2 separate regions of the Homo sapiens genome follow, and region 1 is linked to region 2. Evidence: chromatin loops called from intact Hi-C (ENCODE). Cell type or tissue: CD4-positive, alpha-beta T cell. All regions are shown on one strand.

The links. A loop is a pair of places that touch in the nucleus more often than their neighbours do. Peaks named below come from ENCODE experiments on the same cell type or tissue, not always from the same donor. Only the 100,000 strongest peaks of a DNase experiment are listed, where the experiment ranks them.
Region 1: a loop joins it to region 2, with 4 times the contacts of the local background. A loop is called at or near these places in 2 of 110 quality-filtered maps.

What each region holds. Positions count from the first base shown.
Region 1 is chr10:33,129,912-33,134,911 of GRCh38, reverse strand. No RefSeq gene overlaps it. Among named protein-coding and RNA genes, the nearest start is that of IATPR, 16 kb to the right of the region's middle. RefSeq lists an enhancer at 1-1,145. In CD4-positive, alpha-beta T cell, CTCF peaks have their summits at 1,864 and 2,094 (motif pointing right); DNase peaks (open chromatin) are centred at 641 and 2,121; H3K27ac peaks cover 3,145 bases.
Region 2 is chr10:31,926,562-31,931,561 of GRCh38, reverse strand. It overlaps ARHGAP12 (Rho GTPase activating protein 12), which reads left to right and starts at 2,731. Exons shown (of 20, transcript NM_018287.7): 1 at 2,731-2,879. It overlaps LOC107984219 (a long non-coding RNA gene), which reads right to left. Exons shown (of 3, transcript XR_001747415.2): 1 at 3,519-5,000; 2 at 2,740-2,900. RefSeq lists a silencer at 2,560-3,059. In CD4-positive, alpha-beta T cell, no CTCF peak of the experiment used is centred here; DNase peaks (open chromatin) are centred at 1,081, 2,711, 3,251, 3,691 and 2 weaker places; H3K4me3 peaks cover 3,776 bases; H3K27ac peaks cover 1,826 bases.

The sequences.
Region 1 (5,000 bases), 1.2 Mb before region 2:
CAAGAGGATTTTATTCCTTGCAACTAGTAACAAGAACACCTGGGATAACTCCCAAAGCAGTGCCTCCTCGAGCTGGGGGCTAGGTCCGGTTTTATAAGGATAGGGTAATAAGGTGTGATCTGATTGGATTTCACAATGAAGTGATGTCAAAAGCCACGATCTGACTAGATCCTGCCATGAGGTGATGCCAGGGCTCGATCTGATTGGATCCTGATCCTGCCCTGCAGTGTCCGCTTCTTATTTCAGTCCCCACTCCTCAGTCCAAGCACTTAGGTTCCCCTGTGGTTGCATGCCTTGGCTCATCAGGGCATGCTCATGATCTTCAACCTGGGAGTCCCGGGCAACTGAAAAACAAATCACAACTTTGTTACATAAAAGTTGAACCAGATTGGTCTGGTGCAGCTACAGCACTGGCAATAGTGGAGCCATGGGCTGTGTGTCAGCTGGCAGATGAGCTGGCAGATGATCTGGAAATTAAGGTGGCTGTTTTGCCATCCCGTCTCTTTGAGCTGGTGGAGCCTCTAAGCTGGGACTCTGAGCAGAATCTAGAAATGACTGGTTATCTCCTGTTCACTGATACTCGTCGACTGGAAAATATTACTGGGTACTGAACTGGCACAACTCTGCCTTGAAATGACTCAACCTGCATGAGTGGGGTGAGTCATCGCCCTCTGCCACCTTACAGCACAGGCCCCACGTGTTGGTTTTTATTACCCTGCATAAGGTCCAGGCCTCATTCAAGTAGGACTCCAAGGCTGCCTGTCCTCACTTCCTCCATTAGGAAAGAGGTGACGAAGGTGGATAACAATTTTACCACCTGGGGATGTGGATTTCTGCCTTCTATTCGTCATTCCTGACATAGGTTTGGCAAGTCTGTGGGTGCCTTTGCTCCTTGCTCGCAGCTAGAACTGAGAATCCTAACAGCCAGAGAGGTTATTATTTTTCTTATGTTGTCACTAGATTCCAGCTCTGAAATTGCAGGTAATTATCTCTCAATGACCAGCATGCCATCTTTCTCCTCTCTATTTTACACCCAAGCAGGCAGGATGGTTGCTGTATGGTGCATTTTTATTTAATTAGCTAAAAGGCTTGGATCTGCTTCTGTTACCCATAAATTAATGCCCATTGCAGCATGCCATGTTTATTAGTCATGGTGTGGGATTAGATGTCAAGAACAAGAGCTTCATCTTCATCACTGGGCATTGTCCTGTCCAAAGAAAGCAAATGGTTGAAGAGACCAAAAACAATCTGGAAATCCTGTAAGTAGCATCACATAAGCAAAGCAAAGTAGGCTTTGGCAAAGGGAACACATTCAGTCCCCTGCTAAGAAGAGCCACTGCTGAGCTGAAAGCCCCCATAGCTCTGTTAAAAGTGAGTTAAGGATCTAGAACCAGAAATACCATTTGACCCAGAAATCCTATCACTGGGTATATACCCAAAGGATTATAAATCATTCTACTGTAAAGATACATGCACACTTATGTTTACTGCAGCACTGTTCACAATAACAAAGACTTGGAACCAACCTAAATGTCCATCAATCATAGACTGGATAAATAAAATGTGGCACACATACACCATGGAATAATGGACAGCCATAAAAAAGAATGAGTTCATGTCCTTTGCAGGGACATGGATGAAGCTGGAAAGCATCATTCTCAGCAAACTAACACAGGAACAGAAAACCAAACACCGCATGTTCTCACTCATAAGTGGAAGCTGAACAACGAGAACACATGGACACAGGAAGGGGAACATCACACACTGGGGCCTGTTGGGGGGTGGGAGGCTAGGGGAGGGACAGCATTAGGAGAAATGCCTAATGTAGATGACATTGATGGCTTCAGCAAACCACCATGGCAAGTGTATACCTATGTAACAAACCTGCATGTTCTGCACATGTACCCCAGAACTTAAAGTATTTTTTTAAAAAAGTGAGTTAGGGCACTATAGGAACTGGGCAGGACACACAGCCCAGCCTGGTGGAGTGAACCATGAAGGTGATCCTTGAGTTGAAGCCCAAGATTTAGTAAGAGTTGGCCAGGTGGAGGGTGTGAGCCTACCATTCAGAGGGAGTAGACACATGAACACAGGAGAGAGAAACTGCAGGTGGCGCAGTAGAACTGCAGAGGGGAGAAAGGCACCCTGGGTTCTAGAGGGCAAGGCAGCACTGGATCAGGAAGGTCTTACATGATCTGCATGAAGGATTTTAAGCAGCAGAGCAGCATGATCAGAAGTGCAGTTTCTAAAACTTATGCTGGTGGAAGAGAGGAAGAAGGCAAGAGTGAAAGTAGAGAACCCAGTAAGGAAGCCAGGAAAGAAATGCGGACAGTGGCTGGGCTCTGTGTCTCATGCCTATAATCTCAGCGCTTTGGGAGGTGGAGGCAGGAGGATTGCTTGAGCCCAGGAGTTTGAGACCATCCTGGGCAACATACCAAGACCTCATCTCTACAAAAAATAAAATAAAGAAATAGCTGAACTGGTGGCACATGCCTGTGGTCCTAGCTACTAGGGAGGCTGAGGTGGGAGGATTGCTTTGAGGCTGCAGTAAGCTGTGATTGTGCCACTGCACTTCATCCTAGGCAACAGAGTGAGATGCTTGCTTAAATAAAAAAAAAAAAAGAAGAAATGTGGATAATTAGAAACCTAGGCAGTGGTGGTAACAATGGAAAGAGACAGAGCAGACAGATGTGGGGGACAGTGTGGGGCAGGGGATGTACTGGTCTTTGAGGTTGGTCATCTGGGAGAACATCAGAGCCACTCACTGCAACCAGACACCCAGGAAGGGGAGCAGGTCGGCAGAAGAGGGCACGGGAAAGAAAGATGGAATGATGGCATGTTTCATTTAACCCAGGTTGAACTTGAAGCCTTCCTGTCATATACAGTGTGCACCCATGTGGACTAGTCGCACATGTTCAGGTAACTGTAACATCCTCTGTGCCCCATTGTGACCCTTTCTGCCACCCCTACTGGGGACACAGAAGGAGAAACTGTAGTTAAGTGCAGTGTGAGACTGGGGAAACTGATCAGCTGTGATCTAAAGCAGGGATCCTCAACCCCCCGGGCCATGACAGGTACCAGTCTGTAGCCTGTTAGGAACTAGACCAAACAGAAGAAGATGAGGGGTGGGCAAGCAAGGGAAGCTGAGCTCTGCCTCCTGTCAGATCAGTGATGGCATTAGATTCTCACAGGAGTGCGAACCCTATTGTGAACCGTGCACACGATGGATCTAGGTTGCATGGCCCCTTACGAAAATGTAATGATAGACCAGGCACGGTGGCTCATGCCTGTAATCCCAGCACTTTGGGAGGCCGAGGCAGGTGGATCACAAGGTAAAGAGATCGAGACCATCCTGGCCAACATGGTGAGACCCCATCTCTACTAAAAATACAAAAATTAGCTGGGCTTGGTGGCGTGCGCCTGTAGTCCCAGCTACTTGGGAGGCTGAGGCAGGAGAATCGCTTGAACCCAGGAAACGAAGGTTGCAGTGAGCCGAGATCACGCTACTGCACTCCAGCCTGGTGACAAAGCGAGACTCCGTCTCAAAAAAAAAAAAAGAAAGAAAGTATAATGATAAATGAAATGTGCTTGAATCATCCCAATACCATTTCCTGTCCCTCTCTGTGGAAAAATTGTCTTCCACAAAACTGGTCCCTGGTGCCCAAAAGTTTGGGGACTGCTGATCTAAAGCATTCTCTGAATTCACATCAACACTCACAAAACGCATTTGTGCTCATAGAAATGTTATATGGTTCATGAGAAGAAAAAGATAACAATCTTTTAACTCCAATTTAAAGGACTGTAATCAATTTTTTAAAGGTCTATGAAGGAAAAGCTATAGCCCCATTATAAATTCTGAAAAGAGCCAACTGGTCATGATCCGTTTTGCTACTGAGTAAAAGTATCAAGATTCAGGTAGTTAAGCAATAACAATGAAGAATGCCTACTCTGTGAAAAGGCACCGGGAGATACAGAGATATCCATGACGGCTCACATCCTCAAAGTATTTGTCATTTTAAAGGGCATTCAGGAACAGCAATAGCTATAACTAAAGGTATCTATTTCATAAATAGTGTTAGCTAACTATCGTCAATACGCCAGGGTGAGGAAGACTAATTCTTATTTATTTATAGAAAGATAGGATCTCGCTATGTTGCCCAGACTGGTCTTGAAAGCCTGGCCTCAAGCAATCCTCCTGCCTCGGCCTCCCAAAATGCTGAGAGTAAAGGAGTGAGCTGCCACATCTGGCCTGGGGAGATTAGTTTTGATTGGGTTGTGAGAAACCATGAGTGGCTTCACGGGCCTAAAGTCATGTTAGCCTAGGATGCTCTATGAATCCCCCAAGACCTGGCCTTGGAGGACAAGTAGGATTTCACCTAAATTCCACATGGGGTTTTCTTGCCATCATGAGATAAGAAGGTCACAGTCAAGTCTCAAGCATACACAGCATGTCAAACCATATGAAACAGCCATTTTTATAGGTAAAAGATGGTTGAATATTGAACAATTTCATAGAGTTCAATCTAATAATCCAGCTTTATCTGAATTTAGAATTCCTAATATGAGCTGGGGCTCCTATAACCTCCTGCAGAGGCTTGGCTTGTGGTCACCATAAGCATCTTCACATCAGCTGCTGAAGGAGCAACATTCCACAGAGCCCACTCTTTTCCCAGACCAAGTTTACATGGTTTGAAAACTAGACATTTTGCGCAATGCATTGGTGCTGTCTGCCTCCCTCCCGGGGCTCCCAGTCTGTGAACATTAAAAGAAAATCAATAGGATTAGGTCATGTTTTTGATGGCACGTGCACCTGACAGGCCTCGCATCTTAAATTCTCGCTAAAATAAAAGCTCTTAACCCTCTGCAGCTTCTGGGGGATCCACATTAACTTCTCATTCAACCTTTCCTGGAGTAGATTAATCACAAGAGCCGCACCATTATCCCAGCCCTACTTTGCTGAAACTCGCCCAGTGTTGGAAAACTCAGTTTGAACCCAGTCC
Region 2 (5,000 bases):
CAGGTAAACTTTTATAAAACAGAAGAAGCCTGAATGTTTTAATAACAACAACAACAACAAAAAGATGCCAGAAAAATTTTAAACATTTTCACTATTTGAATAGATAAAACATTCTGAAATTTTGAATATCAAAAAGTTTAAATATGAATACAATGAAGTCTATTTCTTATGCTTTCCATCTACTGTGTTCTCATACCTCATGTTACTTTGTCCTAGTTTAATGCATATACAATTTAATACAATATTCTGTACCGTATTTCTGTGTTTTTCACTTAACAAAAAAATCTTGGAGATCTTAATGTTAAAACAAAGAACTTTCTGTTTTTTTGATTAACAGCTGCACAATGTTCAAACATATGGCTCTATCATAATTTAACTAGTATCCTGTTGATAGATACTTAGCTTGTTTCCAATCTTTTGCTATTCTCAACAATAAGAAACACCTTGTTATTTCTTATGTGTGGAAACATCTGTGGCATAAATCCCTGGAAATGAAATTCAAGGCTCCGAGTATATATGCATTTGTAATTTTAATACATACTGCCAAATTCCTGTTTCTTTATAGCCCAGCCAAAGTAGTGATGCCAGATATAATTTTGTTTTTTCATTTAAAAATATATAATGAAAAGTAGGTTACTTATTAAAGAACTAGGAAGAAAGTAGGACAAGTTTATGCAAAGTACAGACTACATTTTCACCTAAAAATACATTTAACAGGAATCTATTGTGCATCTACCGTATGCCAAGTGCTTTTAGGCACTTGGGATATACACACAAACAAATCAGACTCAAATCTCTGCCTGTGTGTGGAGCTTATATTTCAGTTCTACATTTTGGAACTCTCTGCTACTTCATAAGAAGCCAGTTAAATGTCAAAATCCTGAAAATGATCTGTTGAAATCCTGAGCACAGGCGCCAGACATATGCTACAAGTGTTATTTAAAAACTAACTAGAGGCAGTGTTACATATGATCATAGCTCTCCATCAGGTTCTTTTAAAACAACACACTAGCGAGAAAGCTCTTTTTATCCGCCTCCATCTGCTGTTGGTGGTGATCAGCATACTGTGGGCATTGTGGTATCATCCGAGATTAGGCTGTGAAATAGGAAGTGGGGTTACAGGCAGATCCGCAAGTGTATGCAAACTGTTGAGTTCTATCTCTTGCTAAAACCAAGGGTGCCCAATTCAGGTTTGGAGAGTAGGGAAAGTAAGGTTATCAGCGCATTCCTATCAGGGTCGTTTTCTTTTTTGCACTGCTCTTGTTCTGGTTTTATAAGGAGAACACAAGCAGAGTCTATGGAAAATAGTTGCCAAAGCATACAGGAAATACTCCTTATACTGAACAAATGCAAGAAAACAGAACGGGTTAGAAACCGAGGGAGACAAAAAGGCAGTGGGTGCCAAGGACTGTGAAAAGCAAATGCAACGATAGAGACAGCACAGTCTCAGGCTTATTTTTCAAAAATTCTCATTGTAAGCCTCTTTCCTTTCTAAATGGAGACTATCTTAACACTTTAGCTCGCATTAGACTTAATTTAATAAGAAGGTTGTAAACCACAGCTGTTAAAGTCTTGCCACTGCCCTACCGGATTCTTCGCATCCTGTAAGGCACAATTCGGAGTTCAGCTGGTTGATAAGGAAGCCAGGCATTGTGGCATCTTCAAGTACGAAGTGAAGCACAGGAAAGAGCCAACTCCGGAGAGTAGCTCTTCATTGCTTGAATCATACATATGCTTGTTTTTTCCCCCCTCTCCTTTCTGGTCTCTATTATTAACAAATATTTCATCCTGGCACAACAGGCACAATCAACAACTGGTTAAGGAATGAGTAGTTACTGAAGTCCCAACGCCTCTCAGTTATTTTTCTCACACTCACTGTATTCTAGACCTAGAAGCCAGCTCTCATTTGAAAGCTGAGGTTCAGAAGGGTGAAGTGCCAATAAATGGCAGAAGCCAGGTCTCTTTCCTGATTCCCATTCCAGCTGAGCTCCTCCTGCCACTGGATCACCATCAAAGACCTGCCAAAGCTGTTACTTCCGGGTTCGGTGCTGCCACAGTGCAAACGGGGATGACTTTGGACAATGACCCTGTGGCCCCCGCAGGGCTCGCACCCTCAGGCCCGTGGAAGGCTAAATGCTGACGGACTGGTTCTGCCCTGGAGCGGCTCTCCGCGTCCCAGGGGTCTCCTCAGTCCCGAGTGTGCACAGCGGGTCCTGCCACGTACCCTGGCGACCCCAGCAATGGACTCAGTGCCCCGGGTCCCTTTCCGTCTCCCTCAGGCGGCGTGCAGCACTTTTTCGGGTGTCCCAGTGGAATTTCCGGGCCCGTGAACGACTGACCCACGCCCGGCCGCAGCTCCAGGGGCCGACGAAGGGAGCGCTAGGGCCCACGGCAGGGCCGTCTTTGCCCGGGCTCCATTCCTGCCACCCTGGCGCTATGTCCGCCCTTCCCTGGTTTTCCCTACGAGCGTTTTTTTAACGCTTCCCACTCCTTGTTTACAAAGTGCTGAGCCCCCTTGACCGCAGGCTCCCGCGCCGGCCCGAGTTCCCACACCGTACGCTGGCTGCCCCCTATTCGGATCCCCGCCGGGCGCCGCACCCCCTAGCCACCCCAGACCGTCCCGGAGACCCGCGCCCGCCCAGCTCGCCCGGGCCATCACGTGAGCCTCCCGCCCCGCCCCCGCGCGTCACGTGAGCCCCGCCCCCGCGCCGGCGCGCTCCGACGTGCCCTGTAACTTACCCTCCCTCAGAGGCCAGCCTGCGGGGACGGGCCGGCCGCGGCCGTAGCCGTGTGAACGCTCTTCGGGCTCGCGTCGTCGACCCGCAGCCGCGGGGCGGACTAAGAAGGGAGCCGCCTGCTGCGAGGCCGCCGGGCTCCCGGTGAGGTGCAGGGCGCGGGTCCTGGCGGACGGAGGGCAGGTTGGCGAGGCGCTGCACAAAGGCGCGCCGGGGCCGGGCTGTGCCCGCCGAGGGCGGTGGAGTCGGGGGGAGGCGTGTGCGGGAGGCGCGGCGGCGGCGGCGGCGGCGCCGCGGAGGTGCGCGCAAAGGGAGGTCGGGCGCGCAGCGAGGGGCTCTGGGCGCGGGGGTTAGGCGCCGAGGGGGAGGGGGCCGGCGCAGCCTATTGGCTGACGTGGGCGAGAGGGTTTAAATGGCCCGAAGTTGTGGCTTCTCTGCCCCCTGGGTTTCCTGACTTCCTGTGTGAGGGCAGCGCCCGCCCGCCCCGCCCCCAGGGAGGAGAGTGTGAGGGTGCGCGGGTGTGTGTGTGAGTGCGGGAGAGTGCGCGCGTGTGTGCACAAGGCGGGTGTGTGCGTGTCTATGTGCAAAAGGCGGGTGTGTGCGCGCGCGTGTGTCTGCAAAAGGCGGGTGTGTGTGTGTGTGTGTGTGTGTGCGCAAAAGGCCGGCCCGGCCCCTCCCGCGCCCTGGGCCCACTCCCTAATCGCGGTGGGGCTTGCAGGCCTCCACCCACCCGGGGAGCCCACCCGGGGAATCCACCTGGGGCGTCCCTCGAGGACTGTTGACCTTAAACCGGACACTTTCTTCTTTGCGGTCTTTCCCGGTGCCCTGCCCCTGCTGGATGGACGTGCATTCGCTCCCCTCCAGCTTATCTGGGCGGAATCTCCTCAAAGTCCTTGAATTGAAAAATCCTCTTTACCAGCGTGCAGCCCGCCTCCCATCTCAGGGGAGCTGGTTGTCTTCTCAGAACGGCTGTCCTTTACGCGTTGCTATCTTAAGTGACTGCAGACCCTTTGAGAAGAAATGGCCACACGGTCTTCGTTAGAGAAAAAGGCACGCCCTTCAGCTTTCGAGGCGTGTGATGTTTTCCTTTTGACTGCAGCTGCAGTTTTGTAAATGTATTTTCAAAGGCTAAAGCACGACGTTGAAAGTACACCTTTATCGAAAGTTTTAATGTCATCCCAAGTGGAGTGTTTGTTGTGGATAGAGGCTTTTAGCACTCTAATAACACGATTGGTTGTGGCTGGCTTTTGGGTTAATCATGACATTGAGAAGTAGATTTTATCGACTATTTAGGCATGCGTTCCTAAAGGGAGGTGGTGGAGGAAGGAAGGCTCACTCGGGTTCTGATTCAGGTTCTGCCACCCGACTTCTAGAGGTTAGACCTTGGGAGACTCCGGGTGTTTCAATGGAAGTGTTAAAAATAAGTATCTAGCCCCTAGCCACGCCTCTTTCATACTTAAAAGTCGGGAACGATGGCCTAGATGTGTGTGTACTTGCCCATATCGCCTTTTCTTTATCTGTAGGAGGGTGTTTTACAGAATCGGTCATCTTCCTCTACCTCCTCTGGTCTGAATAGGCATTTTGGCTATTTTTATTTTGCCTTGGAAACGTTTCAGAGCTGGGTTTTGAGAGCCCAAAGCAGGCAGTGAAAGCGTGACCCCCACCCATGCCACCTGACGAGCCAGACCGTCTGCGCACATATGTGCGACCCCTGGTTGCATGCGGCTCCACTGTTCTAAAAGTGTTTCTCTGTGGGGGAAAAAGAAACCCCAGAAGTGTAATATAATGTGTGTATGTATATTTATGCGCCAATATTTGTTGATAGATTTCTGTTCGTACTTCATCAAGCTGGAGAAGACTGATGACTCATTGATTGTTAAGATAATGCCGTCTGTATAGTTAGTTATATATATATTAGTTGTTCATATATAATTATCAATACATTGCATCTCTTTCGGTTTTATATTTGCTAATACCAGTTGTTTCGAGGTGCAAATGAAAATAGATTAAGTGCTGTAGAAAAACAGCATGTTACTTGTAGTTAATCATTTGACTTTTCTTTAATTAGAAAGAATCTGCTCAGTGGTTTTTTAGTAGGCTGATAGAAAGTGAACTTTACAAATTTTTAAGTACTCTACGTAAGTGATATTACTGAAAATAATACGGGTGATTAAAATTTTTAAATGGAGTAAAAACTAAATAGTGGTGATCTGTTTAACCATTAAACAGTAGTACTAATATTTTACTTACCTGAGAAAATGGGCA